2 separate regions of the Homo sapiens genome follow, and region 2 is linked to region 1. The links are chromatin loops, found by intact Hi-C in ENCODE. Cell type or tissue: MCF 10A. All regions are shown on one strand. Each heading gives the region's core, and the rest is flanking DNA. Links, peaks and the distances in the headings are about the cores only.

The links. Peaks named below come from ENCODE experiments on the same cell type or tissue, not always from the same donor. Only the 100,000 strongest peaks of a DNase experiment are listed, where the experiment ranks them.
Region 2: a loop joins it to region 1, with 9 times the contacts of the local background. A loop is called at or near these places in 49 of 110 quality-filtered maps.

Annotation. Positions count from the first base shown.
Region 1 is chr3:73,049,874-73,061,906 of GRCh38, forward strand. PPP4R2 (protein phosphatase 4 regulatory subunit 2) reads left to right here. Exons shown (of 9, transcript NM_174907.4): 4 at 9,164-9,257; 5 at 11,150-11,187. It overlaps EBLN2 (endogenous Bornavirus like nucleoprotein 2), which reads left to right and starts at 11,786. Exons shown (of 1, transcript NM_018029.4): 1 at 11,786-12,033. RefSeq lists an enhancer at 1,965-2,259 and a silencer at 5,782-5,982. In MCF 10A, for the core only: a CTCF peak has its summit at 6,626; no DNase peak of the experiment used is centred there.
Region 2 is chr3:72,846,543-72,858,575 of GRCh38, forward strand. SHQ1 (SHQ1, H/ACA ribonucleoprotein assembly factor) reads right to left here and starts at 1,903. Exons shown (of 11, transcript NM_018130.3): 1 at 1,656-1,903. The coding sequence starts at 1,798. RefSeq lists an enhancer at 2,122-2,221. In MCF 10A, for the core only: a CTCF peak has its summit at 4,940 (motif pointing right); a DNase peak (open chromatin) is centred at 1,989.

The DNA.
Region 1 (12,033 bases), core at 3,247-11,246:
ATTAAATGCCTGAGCATTCTTCTTTTACAACTTTATTTTTGAACCGTATTTTGAAATTTTGTTTTGTTTTGTTTTATTTTATTTATTTAGAGATGGAGTCTTTGTCACCCAGGCTGGAGTGCAGTGGCACCATCTGGGCTCACTGCAACTTCCGCCTCCCAAGTTCAAGCTATTCTCCAGCCTCAACCTCTCGAGTAGCTGGCATTACAGGGTGCATCACCACACCCAGCTATGTTTTTTTTGTTTGTTTGTTTATTTGTTTTGTAGTTTTAGTAGAGACGGGGTTTTACCATGTTGGCCAGGCTGGTCTGGAACTCCTGACCTCAAGTAATCTACCTGCCTCAGCCTCCCAAAGTGCTGGGATTACAAGCTTGAGCCACCGCGCCTGGCCCGAACTTACATTTTTTAAATTTGATTTTTCAGTTTATGAATCACTTTCTCTGAGCAGGCAGAATCTAAGTCTTATTTAATCAGTGATACATCAAGATTTTTCTATTTTTAATTTACTCTTTTTTTGTCTGTATTTTAATATATTGGTATGTTGAAACATGTTTACAAAATGTTCAATTTTTGTGTTTTTTATATATATATAGTTTTTTAAAATATTTACTAAGAAGTAACATTTTGTTGGTTTTCCACCAGTTTGAGGGTTTGTCCATTCTTATACACTCCTCCCCCCATTTGTAATAGATAATCTTTAAATTACAAAAGCGGTGTATGTTCACGCTTTTAAAAAGATCCCCACTGTTACAGAAGTACATAAAGAATGAAAGTAGAATCATGCTATATGCTAGTGGTATTTTCCTTTTAGAGAAGCTTCAACATGTCTATATTAGTACATTTAAAGCTATCTTTTTATTTATTTGAAATGGCTACATTGTTTTCTATTATGTGAATAATAGGTTTTTATTTGCCTGTCCTGATTGATGGTAGGCATTTATTTTTTTGGCTGTTAACAAGCAGTGCTTGTAGTGAGCATCCTTCCACGTATCTTTTGTTGATGAATGTCATGTTTTGAATATACGTATAGATTGTTGCCTTTTTTTTATTTTTTTCTGGAGACAGAGTTTCGCTCTTGCTGCTCAGGCTGGAGTGCAATGGAACGATCTCGGCTCACCACATCCTCCCCCTCCTGGGTTCAGGCGATTCTCCTGCCTCAGCCTCCCGAGTAGCCGCGTTTACTGGCATGCGCCACCACACCCGGCTAATTTTTGTATTTTTAGTAGAGATGGGGTTTCTCCATGTTGGTCAAGCTGGTCTTGAATTCCAGACCTCAGGTGATCCACCCACCTTGGCCTCCCAAAGTGCTGGGATTACAGGCATGAGCCACCGCACCTGGCCAGATTGTTACTTTTTTTAATTTGTAGAAATGTAATTGCTAGGTTAGCTTATGAACACTTAATTTTCAGTTTATCAGTGCTGCAAAATTGACTTAGCAAAATGTGGTTGTTGATGCTTTCTTTTGTAATAAGTGCAGATATTGTAATTCTTCGGTACTGTATATGTGTCTGTATTTGTGTTTCTTTGATTGCAAGTGAAATGGAACATCTTTTTGTGTACTTACAGCCTTTCTGTGAATTGCCCTTTATATCTTCTTTTGACTTTCTTTTGCTAATTTTCTTACTGGTAAGTTTTTGTTGTTTTTGCTTTTAGTTTGTAAAAGTTTTATATTAAATGCTTCCTAGTATTTTGCCGTAAGAAAGATTATCCGCTTTCTAAAATTATTTTAGTATATTACCAAAGTACAAGTTTGTTTGTTTGTTTGGTTTTCGAGATGGAGTCTCGCTCTTTGCCCAGGCTGGAGTGCAATGGCTCAATCTCAGCTCATTGCAACCTCCGCCTCCCGGGTTCATGCCATTCTCCTGCCTCAGCCTCCCCAGTAGCTGGGACTACAGGCACCCGCCACCACGCCCGGCTAATTTTTTGTATTTTTAGTAGAGATGGGGTTTCACCCTGTTAGCCAGGATGGTCTCGATCTCCTGACCTTGTGACCCACCCACCTCGGCCTCCCAAAGTGCTGGGATTACAGGCGTGAACCACTGCGCCCGGCCAAAGTACAGATTTTTCCCTCTTTGAAGTGGAAATTGTCCATGCACTTGTTTACTTGATTTCCTGAACTATAAGCTTCTGGAGAGCTGGGGTAACAGTCTTTTCCAAACAAGGCCTAGAAGAGTGAGTGCCTGAATATAGTAGGTTCTTAAACAGACAAGTATGGAATGACTAGGTGCGTGGATGGATAAATGAATGAATGAGTAAAGAAAAGAATATTGAATAACTGGGGACTAGAAAAAAAAGAATAAAAGTATATTTATATCTATTTTGTCTATTGAGGCATAGAAGAATCACAATGGAATGCTTAATTTCTTTCTTTTCTTTTTTTTTTTGGTCATTTTCTTGTCTTTTAAAATTACTTTGGAACTTTAAAATTTCATAGAAGATGGATTATAACTACTCTCCAAAAGTGAAGTTACAGTTTGTCAGATGAGAAACACCAAAAATTAAAATGAACGAAACTAAAAATTTTAATGAAATGGTCAATTAAAAGACCATTTTATGCCCTCTGGAATTATAATAAAAAAGAGTATATGGGTTTACTCAAACCAGGGCCATTTATGAAAATCCTCCTCCTATTACAGAGACCATGAATATAATTTAGGAATTGCTAATAGGTAATGGTTCATTCCTATAATGGTATACACAAAGAGGCATTTTGTTGAGGGATAGAGAGCATGTAAGTTACATTCCTGGCAGTTTTAAAAGATACCATTTTATGTTCTCTGAATTTTTCAAAATGAAAGAATAATGAATATAAAAGTAAGTTAATCTCTCAAGTCTTGACCCTTTCTTGTCATTGCTGTTACCTCTAAGTCCTCTCTAAAGTAGGCAGTCGGCCTCCTCACTCTGTGAATAGTAAACTAAAATAGTGTTCCTATATATTTATGAGGAGGTCTGGAAAAAGTGGAAAACTTTTGATACCTAATAATCTTTATATCATCTGTTAAGCAGGTACAGTCAGTCACAGCTGAGAGTACTGCTCATGATCTTTTAAAGTTATATATGAGACTTTTATACTCCAAAGTCTGGATTGTAGAATAAAACAACCCACATTTGATTTTCAGTTTGTGTGTTGTTTGCTTTACGGTTAGCTCCAGATGATTCAGGGACTGAGAGAATGGGTCCTTAGCCGTTTATTACTTTGTTCTCTGACACTGTTGATTCACTTTATTGCTTCCTGATTTTTGTGCTCCCCAGTTGCCTGGGGAAAATAGGTTTTTGTGCTGTTAATTATTTGTGTCAGTGTTTGTTGAGTATATTAGTTAAAATGTACTTATTTGTGGCAGATTTCTGTCTCTCTCACATACACAAACCCACACCCACCCACCCCTACTTACTTGTTTTTTCTTTATCCCCTTTCTTTCTCTTAGAATAATTACTTGAGAATTAGCATGACTTTGTAACCATCCCTCCTTACTATTCCCCACCTGGTCTTGTCTAGTGGTAATATGGCTTGATGTGATACTCTCTTTAATAAACTTAAAAATTGAAATTAACAGAAAGCCTAATTAACTTTTTCTTGCTAGTTATATTTGATGCAAATAAAATAACAGTTCAGACTATAGGAACTCCAAGAGATGATTAACTTTATTAAAAGCTTTGACAATTGCTATAGATTAATTTTGGGTCAAGGAGTGGTGCAGACATTAGTTTACTTACATCATTGGGGTTCCTTATCATTATTAAAAGAGGCGAAATTAGCTGGGCGTGGTGGCTCACACCTGTAATCTCAGCACTTTGGGAGGCCCAGGCAGGCGGATCATGAGGTCAGGAGATGGAGACCATCCTGGCTAACACTGTGAAACCCCGTCTCTACTAAAAATACAAAAAATTAGCTGGGCGTGGTGGCAGGCGCCTGTAGTCCCAGCTACTCGGGAGGCTGAGGCAAGAGAATTGCTTGAACCCAGGAGGCAGAGGTTGCAGTGAGCCGAGATGGTGCCACTGCACTCCAGCGTGGGTGACAGAGCGAGACACCATCTCAAAAAAAAAAAAAAAAGCGAAATCTGTCATTTGATTTGAGACATAAGATTATATGTGTATGAATTTTCTTTTGGTGGGGACAGAGTGTTGCTCTATTACCTGGGTTTAAACAATTCTCCTGCCTCAAGCACCTGAGTAGCTGGGATTACAGGCATGCATCAACCATGCCCGGCTAATTTTTGTATTTTTAGTAGAGACAGGGTTTCGCCATGTTGGCCAGGCTGGTCTCGAACTTCTGACCTCAGGTGATCCACCCGCCTCGGTCCCCCAAAATGCTGGGATTACAGGCGTGAGCCGCCGTGCTCAGCTAATTTCGCCTCTTTTAATAATGATAAGGAACCCCAATGATGTAAGTAAACTAGTGTCTGCACCACTCCTTAACCCAAAATTCATAAATATAAATATTTATGAATGTGTATGTTTATGTAAATATTAAAGCCTGAGTAGAGAAAGAACATACTGCTTCAAGTAAAGCTAGTATCACAGGATTCTAATGGTATTTCTGACTTTTGTAAGACTTTGTAGGTGTAAACAAAATTATGAACTTAGTCTTTGGTAACAGAGATATTGTTAGTTTCCATGTTGACAGTTAAGTTTAACTCAGTATTTCTGTTAACTAAGACACCACTAATGTGGTCATTTAGTCAGAAAAGACAGTAAAATCCACATATACATGGGTAAAACAAAAGTGAATGACTGTTTTGACTTTTTTTTTAGTAGGATGTCAGATTTTTATGGTCATTTCTTTAGCTGTTTACTCCAGTAGCCTCTGTGCTACATGTTACATTCCTTTGTCTTTTTCATGTGGAAAAGTTGCTTATATAATTTAAAGTTAAGGTAGTTAAACTGATTTTTTTAGAGTCTGAATGAAGTGCGCACTTATTTTTTGAGTGCCTTGTCAACTTAGTACTTTTATAGAAATTTAGGTTAAAATACATGCTTAAGACATTATTTCTTTAGTGTTTAGCCTTATGACTTAAAATTTATCTTTTAAAAAATAGCATTGAATTGCTACTTTATGTTAAGATGTCTTTCCCTGATATTCAGCAACTTTCTTGGTATTTGAATTTCCATAGCTTTTAGGTGTACAAGACTTCTGCTTTTAAAAAAAAGTAAATAGGGACAGCTTGCATTTAAATTAAGATATATAAGGTAAAATGTGTGGTCCTATTAATTAGGGTAAGTTATTTTCCTTGGAATTAAAGGGAGTATTTTTAAAGACAGACCTATACTTTTGGTTTTGTTGGTCTTTGGACCATGTGTGCCTTCCCACAATCTCTATCAAAGAGTAGATGGAATGATGACAATAAGAACTAAGATTTATTGAACTTTCTGAAATATTTTAGGCACTGTTAGGTGATTTAATATACCATATACATTATGTCGTATTTAGTCGTCATGATAATCTTTGAAGTGTACTTGTAGAACCCTTGTTTTCAGACAAGACCCATGAGACCCATGAAGACTCAGGTAAATTCAGTTTTGAGTAAGGTCTCCTAGTGGGGTAGCGTGTGTGTGTGTGTGTGTGTGTGTGTGTGTGTGTGTGTATTAAAATATATATATATATTTAGCAAAGGTGGATCCTTAATGTGTGGGGCGGGGGGTTTAAAAAATGTTACTGGATGTTGTAGGCACTGTTTTAAAAAATTTGAGATGCTAGCTAGTCATGTCCTTTTTTCAGTTCCTTATATCATCTTAGTTTTCCATTTTACAATATGAATAAATCAGATGATATATCATTGCAGAGTAAACCAAACGCTTTTTTTTTTTTGGAGACAGTCTCACTCTTATCACCCAGGCTGGAGTGCAGTGGCTCAATCTCGACTCACTGCAACTTGCAACCTCCACCGCCCAGGTTCAAGCAATTCTTTTGCCTCAGCCTCCCGAGTAGCTAGGATTACAGGCCAGGCTGGTTCTTGAACTCCTGACCTCAGGGGATCGCCTGCTTCGGCTTCCCAAAGTCCTGGGATTACAGGCGTGAGCCACCGTGCCTGGCCCAGGGTTTTTTATTTTACAGTATAACTTTGCTAATGAACATCTGATCACCACTTCCCCCCAAATTTAAGGATTTCTGAATAGACTTTTCATTGAGAATGAGTGGCATGTGTGTTTAACGCTCCTCTCCCTATATTTGCTTTTCTTAGTATGTGTGGGAAAAGCCTTAATATTTTCAGAAGTTAGAATAAACTATTTTGTATGCTATGTCTAATGGATGAGTATCAGAGAGCAGAGCTTTCATATACTTGTACCAAATGCTTTCATTTTGTACTGGTTTTTCTGGTTTATTCTTGTGCCTCCTTTTAGAGGCCTACCTCACACTAAGTTTTCCCAGTGTCACGCTTACTAAGCTTGGCATACAGTTTATTCTGTCTCCATGGCACTTTTTATACAGTGTTGTTATTTATTACTGTAATTGTAATTATTTACATGTCTTTTGACTGCTGTTGAACAAGGTTGGTATTTCTAGTTTATAATAGGCTCTTATATTTATGGAATAAGTTTAAAAGTACAGTCTGTATGTAAAGAGACCTTTCAATGCTGTTACGTTCATTTATCATACTAATATTTCCAGTGGATCCATTGATTTGCAGAAAGTGTTTGGTTGGGATTTAGCCTGTCGTGTGAGAAAAGGAAGTGTTGTGTGACATTTTAGTGCCATCTATTGGATACTTGGTAAAATGACTTTTAAAGCTTCTTTTACTTTTTGAAATAAGGATCTTTTGAAAAAAGCTTCTGAAATTGTCTAAGAACTTAAACTCGTTTTATCATTGCTGGTATTGCTATGTAAACACATACCCCCCTCCCAAAGCAGTATTAATATTAAACAACACATAAAATATTAATAATTGGCTACAATTTAACTTACATTTCTAAAGAAAATTAGCCAAAGCATTCAGTGTACATGTTGTTAAACAAGAAGTTTTAAAATATTCATCTGTTAAAACTAATTTTAATTAGTGAGAAAACATTAGGTTTTAATGTGGGAAAGAATTTTAGTAGGAAGAAAAAGCATAATGACTAGACAGTATTTTTCAGTTAAGTACTATTTGAATACCCAAACACTTGTTGAATACCCAAACTGTTGGTGCTATTTTGTATATTTTGAATAATAAATTTTAATGACAGTATCACTATGGGGTGATTAATGAGGAAATAGCTTAGGTGTGTTGTGTGTGTAAGGTTTGAAGAGCCATGAACTAGAAGAGGAGCTAAGGTGAGTTATACCACTAATCTGAAATCCACGATAATACTGGGTTTCACGGACAGACAATTGAGAAACTAATACTGTTTGTTATACATGTGGAAAATGCTTAAACATTTTTAAAGTAGAGTTAGTTTTGTGTATTAGCTATAGATTTCTAATGGTTGTCTTTATAGGAATGAAACAAAAGATGTATAAGCTTATTGTTTCATACTTAGTAACGCTGTTGGTGTGCTTTGTACTTCCCCATTTAAAAGGATTCTTCATTTTGACATTGTACTTCACTCTGAGTAGATTTTCAAAAGCAAAAAAGTATTCTTCCTCAGAAACCCAGAGGAATTTCTAGTTGCTTCTGAATGTTTGGAATATCAGGCAAACATTTAATCTTTTATTCTGTGCCTTGTCTTTTGGTAGAACAGTTTTCTCACTTTTAGGTTTGGATTCGATTTTAGGTTTGAGACAAAAGATTGATTCTTGGACTCTCAAATTTATCTAAAAACATTTGTTCTCATATGAATAACATGCACTTTAAGCACTTTCAGAATTTTTTGCACATCTTATACTTTGAACATAAGAATAGTATTGACACAAAGAATATGAGAACCAAATGTAGTTTATCCAGTTAGAAAATAAACAACTATAATTTTGTAAAATACGTGTGGTACAATGGAAAGGACATGAGATTTGAAGTTAGAGAGACTGAGTTTGAGTCCTGGCATTTTAACTCACTAACTACTATACCTTGTGGTGGAAGAAAATTCTGTATCACACTGCCTATAAAAAATGAAGACCTTTGTGAATGTTAACTATTAATTTGAGGCTTTGTAATTCTTTTCATTAAAGAGAATAAATAGATTGGTATGGCAGACACTGAAGTCTGAAGATTTGTTTGTATTTGTTAGCTGCGTTTGTCGTACCTCGTGCTCATAACTTTGCTGTTCTGTTCAGCTTGTAATTCTTATGAATGCTAATAGCTACATGAGCTCAAAACTTAAAAATATTTATAAAATGATTTTAGTTCCAACTTATATCAGTTTTGTATTTACTGTGGTCAAGGAAAAATTGAGGTATAGTGAAATTATTTGGTAAAGTTAAATAAAAGTTGTGTATATTTTAAGTTGGATTAAACTTAGATTATATATGAAATTGCAATAATGGAGCAGAACCACATTTAAAATATTTGTAGTTTTGTTTGAACATTTTAAAGAAACCTTTGAGTGCAGAAGAATACTTGAGGAAAAATACATATATTAAATAACCCCCAACTTGATTATTATTTGTGTTACCTCTCTTGTAAACTTAAAAATCAAATTATCAGGATTTAGAATTTTCTATTATATAAAAATTTTTTCCTCAGTTTTGAAGCTTTCTGTTGATTTTGGGTGTTCTAAGTTGCTTTTTTTTTAAAAAAGAATTTCTGTTGGTAAATAGTAGGTTTACATATTTATGGGGTACATGAGATATTTTGATAGAGCCATACAATGCATTATAATCACATCAGGGTAAATGGGTTATCCATCACCTCAAGCGTTTCTTTATGCTTTGTGTTACAAACAGTACACTTATACTCTTAGTTATTTTAAAATGTACGATAAATTATTGTAGTCAACCTGTTGTGCTATCAAATACTAGATCTTATTCATTCTAACTATATTTTTGTACCCGTTAACCATTCCCCCCTCCCTCCCCCCCCACCTTTATTGCTTTTTAAAGGAAGGGAGAATGGTTTTTTTGTTAAATAGAAAGGTATGCTTATTTTATTGTCTTTTTTTAAATGACTCATCCATTTATTTCCCTATTATAGCATTTTCTTTTGTAGCTTAATACATGGGTGACTAGATACAGCTTTACCTAGCAAAAGAAATAATGTTCCTCGTTTTCTTGATTATCAGTGATCTCACACTGTAAAATTATATTTTTTTGCAGTATCCCTTTTACTATTCAGCGACTATGTGAATTGTTAACAGATCCAAGGAGAAACTATACAGGAACAGACAAATTTCTCAGAGGAGTAGAAAAGGTATTTATTTTATTATTGGAATTATATTATGCTGTGGTGTAATAGCTTTTATTTTAGAAAAGAACATTGAGTAAGATCTGTTTCGGGTACCACTTCTTGAAATATGTTTTTCAGCCTACCTTGAGTTTCCCAAATTGTTTTCCAAATTGCATTCTGTTTTACAGAGAGATTTAATAGGACCGGGTAGAGGAGGGTTTGTGTGTTGGTCATTGAAGTTTGGTGAAAGCAGCTTATTATTTCTTGGAAATTCATAGTGTATATCAACTTATTAAAGGTTCTGTGAAGTTATAATTGCTATTTTAACTTTATAGAGTGTTTTATAAACTTACACATGGAATTCATTTTCTCAATTCTGGAGTTCAAAGGTACATAACTTTGGAAACTTACTGGTGCCAAGCATGTAAATGAGGTATTGAGTAGAAAGATGCAGGTCAGATTTAGAGATAAACATTAGTGTTTGTGTGTGGAGGGGGTTGAGGGAGTGTTAGAATAAGGGAAGGGTATTCTGAATAAAGGAAATGGTGTGGGCTGGGTGTGGTGGCTCATGCCTGTAATTCCAGCACTTTGGGAGGCTGAGGTGGGTGGATCACGGTCAGGAGTTCGAGACCAGGCTGGCCAACATGGTGAAACCCTGTCTCTGCAAAAAATACAAAAACTAGCCGGGCGTGGTGGTGCACGCCTGTAATCCTAGCTACCCAGGAGGCTGAGGCAGGAGAATTGCTAGAACCTGGGAGACGGAGGTTGCAGAGAGCTGAGATGGCACCATTGCACTCCAGCCTGGGCAACAAAGTGAGACTCTGTCTCAGAAAAAAAAAAAAAAAAGGAAATGGTGTGAAGAACAAAGATTCAAGGTGTTTAAGGGAATGAAAAGTAAGAAATTGACTTGTCTTGAGTGAAAAATGAAGGAAGCCCTGTGAGAACCAAGATTGGACTAATGAGTTCTAATTTTCAGTTGATGGTTGGTCCGGAAACACTCCCCTGTTCATTTAAGGATCTGGTTCAAATCCACTTTATTTTACCCTGGGAACAGGAATCAAAAACCATTACATAGTGATTTACAGTAGTTTTTGTGGCCATACTGGATTAATATATTTTGTTGATCCTCTGTACACTCAATTGAATAATATCCCCAAAGGCCAGGAAACTGAGATGGCTCATCAGTACTTACTTTTCAGCTCCAGGAGTTGTAATAATTACATTTTGGAGATTTTCAGATAAAGTAGCAATATGTTACAGTAGTCATACCAGGTGCCCTGCCTTTAAATCAGGGTTGCAGTGTTTCATAGTTGTGTGACCTTGGGCCAGTTAGTTTTCTCCTCTGTAAAATGTGGTTAATAATAGGGCTGGGAGGGGGATTAAATGCAAAACACTTACTGTGACTCATACTAAACTTTCAGTGAACACTGAATATTAGTAAAGTTATTTTTACTGGGAAGATCATAAATATATTACAAAAAAGGTTTGAGTCTCTTTCTGTGGGATATATGATGCAACACAACAAGCCGTGGATTGGGTGTTGCTTTGTAAGGAAAATCAATTACATATGTCTTAAGTACTTCAATCTCTCAACATCTTTGTTGATTCCATCTGAGCTTAGTTACTCTACTACGTATAGTGTATGATGTTACGGGTCTAGAATAACTAGATTAGGGTAAAAAATAAGTATAGGAAAAAAAAAATTAGTGGCTGAGTAGGATATTCTCTTTTGGTCCTTTGTTATTGTTTTAGTTTTTGCTGTTTCACCAGTTTTCATTTTTAACCATTTTCCTTTACTAGCAAAATTAGAATCAATGGGAATTTAACCCACCAGAGTGATTTTAGAAACAAAAATGATGAAACTTTATGTTGTAGTACTTTTCTTCATACTAAATCACTGATTTTTGTTATTGCAGAATGTGATGGTTGTTAGCTGTGTTTATCCTTCTTCAGAGTAAGTATATTTTTTCTATTTCTAGTATATTATTTACTATATTTAATCATTTTATTGCTTCTAATATATTATTCTTAAAATAGACTGAATTTATTTAATATGTAATTAAGTGTGATAACATACTTGTGAACCTACCATTCAGTCCCCAAAGTAGAATATTACTAATAACATTATCTATATGTTTTTTCCATTAAAGAGATTTGGATTAAAGAGATTGGTGATTTACTGTAATTTTAATATTGTTGGATTTACATACTGTGGTGGCACTCATTGCCCTGAGATGCCATTCTAGATGCCTTTCCAGGGTGTCTCTAGGGCATAATTCCCATGTTTGGAATAACTACTTGATGGCTTTTCTCTTTATGATGGAAAATATTTCCAGTTGTCAAGATTTAGATATAGCAAAGTAAGAATTAAATTTGGATACAATTTCTCAACCTTGGAACTATGGACATTTTGTACCAGATAATTCTGTTGTGAGTGGGTGTCCTGGGGATTATAAGAGGTTTAGCACTGTCCTTGACCTCTACCCACTTATGCCAGTAGTGTTCCCCTCTCCAAATATCTTTAGACATTGCCAAATGTCTCTTGGAGATGTGAAAGGCAGGGAGGGGAGGTTGTCCCCTGCTGAGAACCATTGGTTTAAGGTTAATCTGGCTCTGCTTTCATAGACTACTCTGTTACCCAGGCTGGAGTGCGGTGATGAGTGATCATAGCTCACTGCAGCCTTAAACTCTAGTGATCCTCCCGCCTTGGCCTTCCAAAGTGCTGAGATTACAGATGTGAACCACCACACCCAGCCCAGTCAATTTGTTTTTAGAATGTTCCCAAGAATATAGTTATGTT
Region 2 (12,033 bases), core at 1,901-9,900, 200 kb before region 1:
CCACCTCGGCATCCCAAAGTGCTGGGATTACAGGAGTGAGCCACCACATCTGGGGGCAAACTGTATTATCAAAGAATGCCCATCTCACAGCACTCTTCCCAACCATGAAGGTCTATGTTCCCTCCCCTTAAAATTCAGCAGGCTCTGGGACTGTTTTGATGAATACAATAAAGCAGAAGTGACACAGGAATTAGACCTTTAACATATGAATTTGGGGACAAGAGTTGGGGGGGTGCCCACAAATAATCCATCCACGGCAACGGGTAAATAATAAAGCCTCGTTGTAACACTGTCCTAATAACAAATGAGATAATCCGTATAAAGCACTAACCTGGAGTAAAAATTCAATAAATATTTGCTACCACCATAATCTTCTTCCTATTCTTCACATCTTGGCTTAAATATCGCCTCCCCAGAAAGGCTTTTCCTGACCACTTTATAAAACATGGGCCCTTTTTCATTCTCTATTAGTGCACTTCTTTCTCCTCATAGCACTCACCACAATTAAGTACACTGTTTATTGTTTTCCTCTCCCCAGTGAAAAGTACATGAGGGCAGGACTTTGTCTTGTTCAGCACAATAATACCAACACTGAAACTCAATAAATAAATTAAAGAAATAAGTGAATTAAAAAACTGGAAAGTGCAATAATTCAAATACGGACGTTATATGGTCTAAGGGAAATCTGAGCAAAACTGGTTCAGCAACAGTGAAAAAACCACCTTGACTGGTGGAGAAGGTTTGTACCACAAAAGTACTTGGGTGGGAAAAGTAGGATGCAGCTACACTTCAGAAAGATTAGGAGGATGGATAAAGAGAAGGACAAGAGATTGGCAATACTTTAGGATGAATATGTAGCAGCGGGTTCTGTGGAATGGGGTTAATAGCAGTGCTTATCCCTAAGGATCACCGTCAAAGTTAAATGAGATACACCATCATAAAGCACTTAACGGAACTGCTTGTCCACCACACTACGAGTTATCAGTGTTAGCTGCTACCAAGGTTACGATTCTGCAAGGAGAATAATTTAAACAGATCAAGTGCTGACAGACCCTCACGGAGACTTGGGGGAAACAACCACACTTCAGGGACAAAACCAAACAGAAGAGCAGCAGACAGCAGGGAAGCAGGAGAACTAGGCTAATTTGGTGTCAAGAGGTCCAAAAAAGGTAAGAATTTCGGTAAGTAGGGAGCGGACAGACAAGAGATAGATCAACAGAAGGCGGCCTGGGCAAAGTTAAAAGGACCGACGGGTTGGGAAGTCACGGAGATGTCAGCGCGCGCCGTTCCCAGGAAGGGAGAGACTGGGAGAGCAAACGCGGAGTGAAAGGAAAGAACAGAACAAGTCAGAACGGGACGAGAACTAGGGCGACAGGGCAGAAACGGGAAAGTGACACGGTCCAAACGTCACTTTTTCAAGTGATTCCGCAATCCTTTGATATGGGATTTAAGAAAGCTCAAGAAGGAAAAGGGCTTCCGCAGCATCTAAAACGCACCCCTGGAAGAGGGCAGTTCCCTGGCACCAAGAGAAGCTGCGGAAACGTCGGGAAAAGGCATTCGCGCAATCGAGCACTGCTCTCTCGACCTTGCATTCTCCCTCTAAAGCAGCTATCTAACGAATGCGCCTTTCCTGCGGCCAGGCACCCCGAACTCGCCTGAGAAAGTATGGCTTGGCGTAGAACTTGAAGTCAGACCCCTCGAAGTAGACGTCGAACTCGGAGACCCGGGCGTAGGGCACGCGGATGGCGATAGTCAGGAAGTCCGGATCCTGGCTGAGGTCGAACGCCGGGGTCAGCATCGCCGCACCGGACGCAAGGGCCGGCGCCGCTCGCTCTCACTGCCGCCGCGTTCCCGCCACGCAAACTCTCCAACTCCCCACGCGCAGGAACTCTCGGTGTGAGGGACGGAGCTTCCGGCTCGAGGCGGAAGTGCTCGCGCGTAAGGCAGGAAGTCTCTCCCCACGCCAATCTCCATGGAGACGGGACGCCGTTCGAGAAGAGGCGGAACTTTCAAAACCCCCGGGCGGAGAAAGGGCGTGGCGAGTGGTGCCTGGGAGCCGGCGTTGAACCGGCGGGATGACTAGCAACCGAGCCTTTTTCGAGGTTCTTAGAGATGATTTTAACAGCACTGGCTTGACAGGTAAACAGACGTGCGTTTGAATCCCTTCCTGGCCACAACTTCTCAGCTGTAAGACCTTGGGAAAGTTACAAAACCTCTCTATATCTTCTGTAAAACGCGGATAATGCGAGAACCTAGCCCCATAGAAATGCTGTGAGGGTAGCATGAAATTGTGCATGTAGAACTCTAATAACGAACTTGGCAAGTTGTCAACGCTTGATGTGCTGAAGTAGTCACCGCAGTAGCCACAGCAGCACCGTTACAGTGGTTTCCCTTAGTTCTCACCTGCCTTGTGAACAATTCCTCTTACACTTTCCCTTTCCTCCCTCTCTCTTTCCACTTCTCTTTTTCTGCAGCTTTCTCTCTCATTCTTAACGGCTTATTTGAAGAGTTTTCTCTTTAACAGAGCGTCCGTCCCGCTAATCTCATCTAATCTACGCTGCAAACTCTAAAGAAAACGGCTCAGAGAGGTTAATCAGTACGTTTTATAACCATGCATTTTACAGTAATTAGAACTCAGAACGTTTGACTCTTAAACCGTGTCGGTGACTGCATTCACAAATTAAGGTCCCTCTGTATTCCCCTTCTTTCCTTTTTCTCACTCTTGTCCTTACACTTGTCTGAGGACATCTTTTCTGTCTTTTTTTCTACTTGTCTTCCTTGTATTTTCTCCCTTTGGAGTGTGCCCCTTACACTCTCTCAGTGCCTCTCCCGCTGGTTTCCCTCTTCCCCCACATATTCCCTTGGCCTTTCCACACATGTTGTTTCCTGTTATTCCACCACTAATTAGAATAATCCAGTTGTGGTATTTATTCCGTGGTTTTAAGTATCAGTGGAAAAGGGATGAAAAGTACTCTCCTAGGACAGTGGAGATAACCAGAAAACTTCAAAAGTCTTTTCAATCTCCAGCTGTTTTATGATTCTAAGGAGACATTCTTGAAACTTCATTAGGACTCAGAAAAAAAATTAATAGTAACAGGGGCTAACATTAACTGAATATTTACTATGTGCCAGCACTGCAGCAAACCCTTTGTAATGATCTCATTCTCCCTCCTGACCGCTCTATGAAGTAGGCATTATATATTCCCTTGGCTTGCACAGGATCTCACAGCTAGTAAGTGGTGCAATGGGAATTGAAACCCAGGTGAGTCTGATTCCTAGGCCCAGGCTCTACACTATTACAGAGTTGACTCCCTCTGTTATTACCACCTACTTTGTTTCACATTCTAAAGCCAAGCCTGCCTGCTTTAGACCATACTGAGCCTTACAAGTAATAGGCACTCAATATTGACAATGAATTGATGCCAACTTTGATTTAATAAAGCTCTCAAAAGGTCCCTTGAGATAGGCCTGTGACTAAACTATTCCAAATTAGCTTCTTTACAAAGAATCTTGGCCGGGAGCGGTGGCTCACACCTGTAATCCCACCACTTTGGGAGGCCGAGGGGGTGGATCACCTGAGGTCAGGAGTTCGAGACTAGCCTGGCCAAGATGGTGAAACTCCGTCTCTACTAAAAATACAAAAATTAGCCAGGCATGGTGGTGTGTGCCTATAATCCCAGCTACTCAGGAGGCTGAGGCAGGAGAATCCCTTGAACCCAGGAGGCGGAAGTTGCAGTAAGCCGAGATTGTGCCATTTCACTCCAGCCTGGGTGACAAGAGTGAAACTCCATCTCAAAAAAAAAAAAAAGAAATAATCTTTACATCTGCCATGGGACCTCATTCCTGTAGGTCACAAGCATTAATATTTTTAAATTATTAATGCCAGAGAATCAACTGAAACAAGCTATGCTATCCATGAGGAAATTCTAATTGAAAGCACTTTGCAAACTAGAGCTGTGCATTTCCTGGGTACTTTATTATGTGTCTGGCAACACACACACACACAGGACTGCAACACAGGAAAACAGACAACATGGTTCAGTGCTGCCGTCATTATAAGAAATATATACTGCATCTGCTAAATCACAAAATACGGATAGTTTCAAGTATATAACAAGGTTTTGTTGTTTTGGGTTTCTGTTGGTTTTTGTTTTCTTGCAGGCAATAGTTCTCTTATTTTTGCATTTCTATTAGTGGTAAATATAAGTTATAGATTCATTCTCACTTAAGAACATAAAGTTCCTTTTGGCTGCCATGCAACTTTGGTTCTTTCTCCTGCTTCCTCAAAGGCAGTCCTAGCTATCACTTCAGACCCTTTTCTATTTCTACATCCATTTCTATGGACCCTGTTGCTTTGTGTTTAGACCCACTTTATATGGGCACATTCTCACACTATGAAAGTAATTCTGCAACATGCTTTTTTTCCTACTTTGGTTCATTTTTGAGACATAGCTATATTGATTCATAGATCAAATTGAGTTTCTATTTCTGAATACAGACATTGCTTGAGAATAAAGACATTATTTTAATGTTTTAAATTAGCTCTGGTTTAGAGGGGAAAACAGGAATGCAATTTTTCATCATTTTTGAGCATTCAAATGTTGCAGTGTTTTTTATCTTTTCATTTTCTGAAAGCTTACTTTTGAATGGCCTTCCACTGTTTTAAAAATAGTTTTTCCTTCTGGCCTATAGAGAACATGAAATAAAATAATAAGATAAAGTTTTTTCCATGACCAACTTATGTAGGACAAGTGTGTAACCTATCATCTTTCATTATATTAAATTGGCCCCTCCTCTGGTCTAACAACCCTGATTGTGATCCATAAGCTTCCAAATTAAATGTTAAATTAAAAATGGTTTTTATAAACAATTCCAATGTCAGCTTTATTACCAAGTTCTATTGTTAGAAGTCTTTTAATGGTGAAATACTCCTTGTTTCCAGAAGGTGGCATGCATATAGGTGATTAAAACAATGTTATCTCAAAGAATGGAGCTTTAACCTATGTTGAAAAATAGCTTCCTGAATAAGTTGTTTATAGCGCTAGTTCATTCTCTGAGCCATTTTGGGGAGGTGGTGGAATCTTACACAGTATTTGCAAACTACGTCTTAACCACTGTTATTATTTTGGCATACATCTTTTCAGACTCCTATTCATAAAAGTATGGGAAGTATTTTCAACAAAAGAATGTCATAATCTATATTTGCTTTCTTCACTTAATATAGGATTACAGGCTGGGCACGGTCGCCCATGCCTGTAATCCCAGCACTTTGGGAGGCCTAGGCGGGTGGATCACTTGAGGTCAAGAATTTGAGACTGCTGTGGCCAACATGGGAAAACTTTGTTTCTACTAAAAATACAAAAAAATTAGCCAGGTGTGGTGGCACCACCTGTAATCCCAGCTACTCGGAAGGCTGTGAGGCAAAAGAATCCTTTGAACCTGGGAGGTGGAGGTTGCAGTGAGCTGAGATTGCACCATTGCACTCCAGCCTGGGTGACAGAGCAAGACTCCATATCTCTCTCTCTCTCTCTCTCTCTCTCTCTCTCTCTCTCTCTCTCTCTCTCTATATATATATATATATATATATATATATATATATATATAATATATAAAATACATATGTGGCATTACAATATTTCCATTTGACTACATTTTTGTCAAGAATAAGTTTATCCACAATTGTACTCTTTGTTTTTTTGTTGTTTTTTTTTTCAGAGACAGGGTCTTGTGCTGTTTCCCAGGTTGGAGTGCAGTGGCAGGATCATAGCTCACTGCAGCCTCAACCTCCTAGGCTCAAGCAATCCTCCCACCTCAGCCTCCCAAATAGCTAGGACTACAGGTATGTTTCACCACACGCAGCTAACTTTTTTTTTTTTTTTAGTAGAGACGGGGTCTTGCTATGTTGTGAAGGCTGGTCTCAAACTCCTGGCCTCAAGCACTCTTCCCACTTCAGCCTCCCAAAGCACTGGAATTATAAGAGTGAGCCACCACTCCTGGCCTAGTGTTAGAACTCTTAAAAACAGAATTGAACACAGTGATGATTCATTTTAAGAAAGGAAAAAAAAAACTAATACTAGGATCATGAAACTAGAGTAAAAATACCTAATGCTAGATGACGAGTTAGTGGGTGCAGCGCACCAGCATGGCACATGTATACATATGTAACTAACCTGCACAATATGCACATGTACCCTAAAACTTAAAGTATAATTTAAAAAAAATTAAAAAAATACAAAAGTTAGAGTACAAACTGGATAACACATTTTGAAGTTTGAAAAAAATCCTTTTGTATAACAGTGGTAATACAATGGCACTCATGAGTTTTTTATTTAAATTTATTTTATTTTAGGTTCGGGGGTTCATGTGCAATTCTGTTACATGGATATATTGCATAATGGTGGGGTTGTCCTTCTAGTTAGCCATCACCCAAATAGTGAACACAGTACCCATTAGGTAATTTTTCAGCCCTTACCCCTCTCACTCTCCCCCCTTTGGAGTCCCCAGTGTCTACTATTTCCATCTTCATGTTCATGTGTACCCATTGTTTAGGCTCCTACTTATAAATGAGAACTTATAGTATTTGATTTTCTATTTCTGAGTTATTTCACTTAAGATAATGGCCTCCAGCTCCATCCATATTGCTGCAAAGGACTTGATTTCATTCTTGTTTATGGCTGCATAGTATTTCATGGTGTAATTATACCACATTTTTTATTTTATTTATTTGGGACAGAGTCTCGCTCTGTCGCCCAGGCTGGAGTGCAGTGGCGCCGTCTCGGCTCACCGCAACCTTTGCCTCTCGGGTTCAAGCAATTCTCCTGCCTCAGCCTCCCGAGTGGCTGGGACTACAGGCGTGTGCCACCACACCCAGCTAATTTTTTGTATTTTTAGTAGAGACGGGTTTCATCATGCTGGCCAGGCTGATTTTGAACTCCTGACCTCAAGTGATCCACCCACGTTGGCCTCCCAAAGTGCTGGGATTATAGGCGTTAGCCACTGCACCCAGCCACCACATTTTCCTTATCCAGTCAACCACTGATGGACACTTAGGTTGATTTCATGACTGCTATCATGAATAGTGCAGCAATACATATATGAGTACAGGTTTCTTTTTTTTTTTTTTTTATGAGATGGAATCTTGCTCTGTTGCCCAGGCTGGAGTACAATGGTGCGATCTTGGTTCACTGAAACCTCTGCCTCCCGGGTTCAAGTGATTCTTCTGCCTCAGCCTCCCGAGTAGCTGGGACTACAGGTGCGCACCTGGCTAAATTTTTTTGTATTTTAGTAGAGATAGGATTTCACCATGTTGCCCAGGCTGGTCTCGAACTCCTGAGCTCAGGCAGTCCGCCCACCTCAGCCTCCCAAAGTACTAGGATTACAGGCATGAGCCACTGCACTCAGCCAAGTGTCTTTTTGTAATACAATGATTTATTTTCCTTTGGGTAGATACCCAGTAGTGGGATTGCAAGTTCAAATTATATTTCTATTTTTATTTATTTGAGAAATCTCCATACCGTTTTCTGTAGAGGTTGTACTAATTTCCATCCCCACCAACAGTGCATAAGCATTCTCTTCTCTCCACATCCATGCCAACATCTGTTGTTGTTTGACTTTCTAATAATGGCCATTCTGACTGGTGTTAAGATAATGTCTTATTGTTGTTTTAATTTACATTTCTCTAATTAGTGATGTTGAACATTTTTTCATGTTTATTGGCTACTTGTATGTCTTCTTTGGAGAAATGTCTGTTCGTGTCCTTTGCCCACTTTTTACTGGGTTTTTTCCCCCTTGTTGAGTTGTTTGAGTTCCTTGTAAATTCTGGATATTAGTCTTTTGTTGGAGGCATAATTTGCAAATATTTCCTGCCATTGATACCCTGAGTTTTGCAATTCCAAGCTATAAACTGCTTCTAAGAGGACACAGATAAATTCGTGGGTAACTGACAGATAAATACAGGACTGTAAAAGAGGTTTAAGGGATGGTCCCAACAGGATGTAGACTAAGAAGACCATGAGTCTGACACTGGTGACCTCCAGTGGTTTTCAAACCCCTCTGGATTTAAGTGCAGCTATTTTTGTTCTTTTCCCCAATCCTTTAGCCCATTCACATTACAGTTGTTAGAGTTAAACTTGCTAAGGAGCACAGTGTTAGCACTAATGTAGCATAGTAATGAGTATTTCAGGGAGGATTCAGCCCAATTCCAATTTTGCACAAGTTCGATAAAGCTCCAAAGAAAATCCAAAATGGCTACAGCTGACATAAGAGTGTTTTTTGACAAGATTTCTGAGCAATGTACCTAAGGGCTTAGTGATATATATATCAAGATGCTAGTCTTATCCCATTAAATGAAATGCAGGATCACAAAAGAATGCTAACTGAACAGCATTTCAAGCCTCCTTCATTGTTTAACATCATATTTTGAAAAAGCATCTGCAAAAGGTACTATTCTGATGCCCTGCCCAGATTCCCTTTATGGAGCCAGGAAGCTCATCTGTCACTAGCAGTGAATGTAATGGCTTGCCACTGATCCCGCCAAAGAATTGCCTTAGCTCAGGGTTTCTTCACTCCAGTATTTTGTGCAGGATCATTCTTTGTTGCAGAAGGCTGTCCTATGCACTGTAGGATGTTTAGCAGCATCCTTATCGTCTAATCTCTCAATACAAGCACGAGTTTTCCTGGTGTAACAATCACAAAACTTCTCCAGACTTTGCCAAATGCCCTTGAGGGGACAAAATTGCCCAGGGCTGAGAACAGCTGCTCTAGATTGATAGAAGAAACCTCCAGGATTTAATTACTACCACGACGACCGCTACCCCCTTGCCCAAGCCTGCAATCATGAAGAGCGATATGGGGTTCAGAAGACCACCTCAAAAGGGAAGGTGACTCTGTGGCATGGCTTATGCTCCAGAGTTTTGTTTTGTTTTTTTTAATGGGATCCAGCCGAGGCTAGATTTTCCCCAAACCCACATCTTTCTTTGGCTGTCTTCCCTTTTCCCATTCCCTTTCACCTCCTCCTTAATAAATTTCTCCAGAGAACCCTTCCTCATAGATCACATGCATCAAAATCTCTCAGGATCTGGCTGGGTACAGTGGCTCACGCCTGTAATCTCAGCACTGTGGGAGGCAGGGGTGGGCAGATCACCAGAGGTCAGGAGTTCAAGACCAGCCTGGCCAACAGGGAGAAACCACGTCTCTATTAAAAATACAAAAATAGGCTGGGCATGGTGGCTCACGCCTGTAATCCCAGCACTTTGGGAGGCCGAGATGGGTGGATCACCTGAGGTCAGGAGTTCGAGACCAGCCTGGCCAACATGGTAAAACCCTATCTCTACTAAAAATACAAAAATTAGCTGGGCATGGTGGTGGGCACCTGTAATCCCAGCTACTCGGGAGGCTGAGGCAGGAGAATCACTTGAACCTGGGAGGCAGAGGTTGCAGTGAGCCGACATCGCACCAGTGCACTCCAGCCTGGGCAACAAGAGTGAAACTCCATCTCAAAAATAAATAAATAACAATAAATAAATAAATAAAAATACAAAAATTAGCCGGGCGTGGTGGCGCATGCCTGTAGTCCCAGCTACTTGGGAGGCTGAGGCAGGAGAATTGCTTGAACCTGGGAGGTATAGGTTGCAGTGAATGGAGATCGCACGACTGCACTCTAGCCTGAGCGACAGAACAAGACTCTGTCTCAAAAAAAAAAAAAATCTGTCAGGATCTGCTTCTAAGGAACCTGACCTATGACCACACTTACGGAACCCCTTAAACATTCTTCACACTCCTGCAAAATTACTGGAGAAAAGTTTCTACAGTACCCATGGAGAACAGCTGATTCAAGTCTTTATCTTACTTATTAAAAAGTTCTTACAGTCTAGTTATCCTTAGCCTAACTAATGTTTTCCTTGATTCAGAGTGAACATATTTTTATTTTTATTATAATTTTTTTTGAGTTGGAGTCTTGCTGTATCGCCCAGGCTGGAGCGCAGTGGCGCGATCTCGGCTCACTGCAATCTCCGCCTCCTGGGGTTCAAGGGATTCTCCCACCTCAGCCTCCCAAGTAGCTGGGATTACAGGCACATGCCACCACACCCGGCTAATTTTTGTATTGTTTAGTACAGATGGGTGTGAACATATTTTTATTCCCTCATGCAGAAATGATTTAAATGTACCTTTTTTGGCTAGAAAGATTGTGGTGGGATTGTAAACTGGTATAACTACCTTAAAAAATTGTTTGGCAGTATCTACTAAGGCTAAACATATGTATACCTTGAAATTCCTCTTTTATACATAACAGAACTGAAGTAATATTCAGTCGAGAGACACGTACCAGAGGGTTCATGGATACATTATTCATAATAGTCAAAACTGGATACAATTCAAGTGCTCATTCAGAGTAGAATGGGCGGAGCCGGGCGCAGTGGCTCACACCTATAATCCCAGTACTTTGGGAGGCTGAGGTGGGCGGATCACGAGGTCAGGAAATCAGGACCATCCTGGCTAACACGGTGAAACCCCGCCTCTACTAAAAATACAAAAAATTAGCTGGGTGTGGTGGCGGGTGCCTGTAGTCCCAGCTACTTGGGAGGCTGAGGCAGGAGAATGGCCTGAACCCGGGAGGCGGAGCTTGCAGTGAGCCGAGATCACTCCACTGCACTCCAGCCTGGGTGACAAAGCGAGACTCTGTCTCAACAAAAAAAAAAAAAAGGAAAAAAAGAAAGAGTAGAATGGTCAAGGGCCAGGTGTAAGGGCCAGGTGTGGTGGCTCACACCTGTAATCCCAGTGCTTTGGGAGGCCAAGGTGGGCAGATCACCTGAGGTCGGGAGTTCAAGACCAGCCTGACCAACATGGAGAAACCCCATCTTTACTAAAAATACAAAATTAGCCAGGCGTGGTGGCATATGCCTCTAATCCCAGCTACTCAGAAGGCTGAGGCAGGAGAATCACTTGAACCCGGAAGGCGGAGGTTGCAGTGAGCCAAGATCCCACCATTGGAATTCAGCCTGGGCAACAAGAGTGAAACTCTGCCTCAAAAAAAAAAAAAAAAAAAAAAAAAAAGAGTAGAATGAGCAAATTGTGGTATATTCACTCAATATTGCCACACAGCAGTAAGAATAAATTACTGCTATGCATGGCAACATACATGAATCACATTAGGCACATTAAGCCAAAAAGGCAAGACCCAAGAGAGTATATATTAGATATTTCCACTTATATGAAATTCAAAAACAGGCAAAACCAGTGTATGCTCATAGATGTGAGAATAGTGATTACATCTGTGTGAATGGTTATTGAGGGGACATGAGACAGCCCGCTGGAGTACTGAAAATTTGGTTTTTATCTTAGTTTGAATGGGAATTATATGAGTCTATTCATACACAAAAATTCATAGAGCCATGGATTTAAGATTTGTGCACATTACTCTGTGTAATATCTCAATAAAAAAGAGAATCTGTGGGTGCCTGGACAACAGTCAGAAGACTCTGGATGCTGGGAAAGGATGCTGCTGCTGTTGGCTTATAGCTGTGTTCCTCACAGGGCACTGCCCTTACCTAGAGAGAACTACCTTATCCAGTTACCCTCCTCCAGAGTGCTGATGTGGATACAAAGTCCTTAACTCCTTGCCCTGATATGAGACAACTCCGAAAAGGCTGTTAAATACTGAAGAAGAAAAAAGTCATCCCAACTCCAGAGCTCCTGGTAGAAATGGTATGGCCGGGCGCGGTGGCTCACGCCTGTAATACCAGCACTTTGGGAGGCCGAGGCGGGTGGGTCACGAGTTCAGGAGATCGAGACCATCCTGGCTAACATGGTGAAACCCCGTCTCTACTAAAAATACAAAAAATTAGCTGGGCTTGGTGGTGGGTGCCTGTAGTCCCAGCTCCTAGGGAGGCTGAGGCAGGAGAGTGGCATGAACCCGGAGGCAGAGCTTGCAGTGAGCCGAGATCACACCACTGCACTCCAGCCTGGGTGACAGAGCAAGACTCCATCTCTTTGTATAGGTGTATCTCCAAAAGCATCCCCCAAAACCATCAGCAC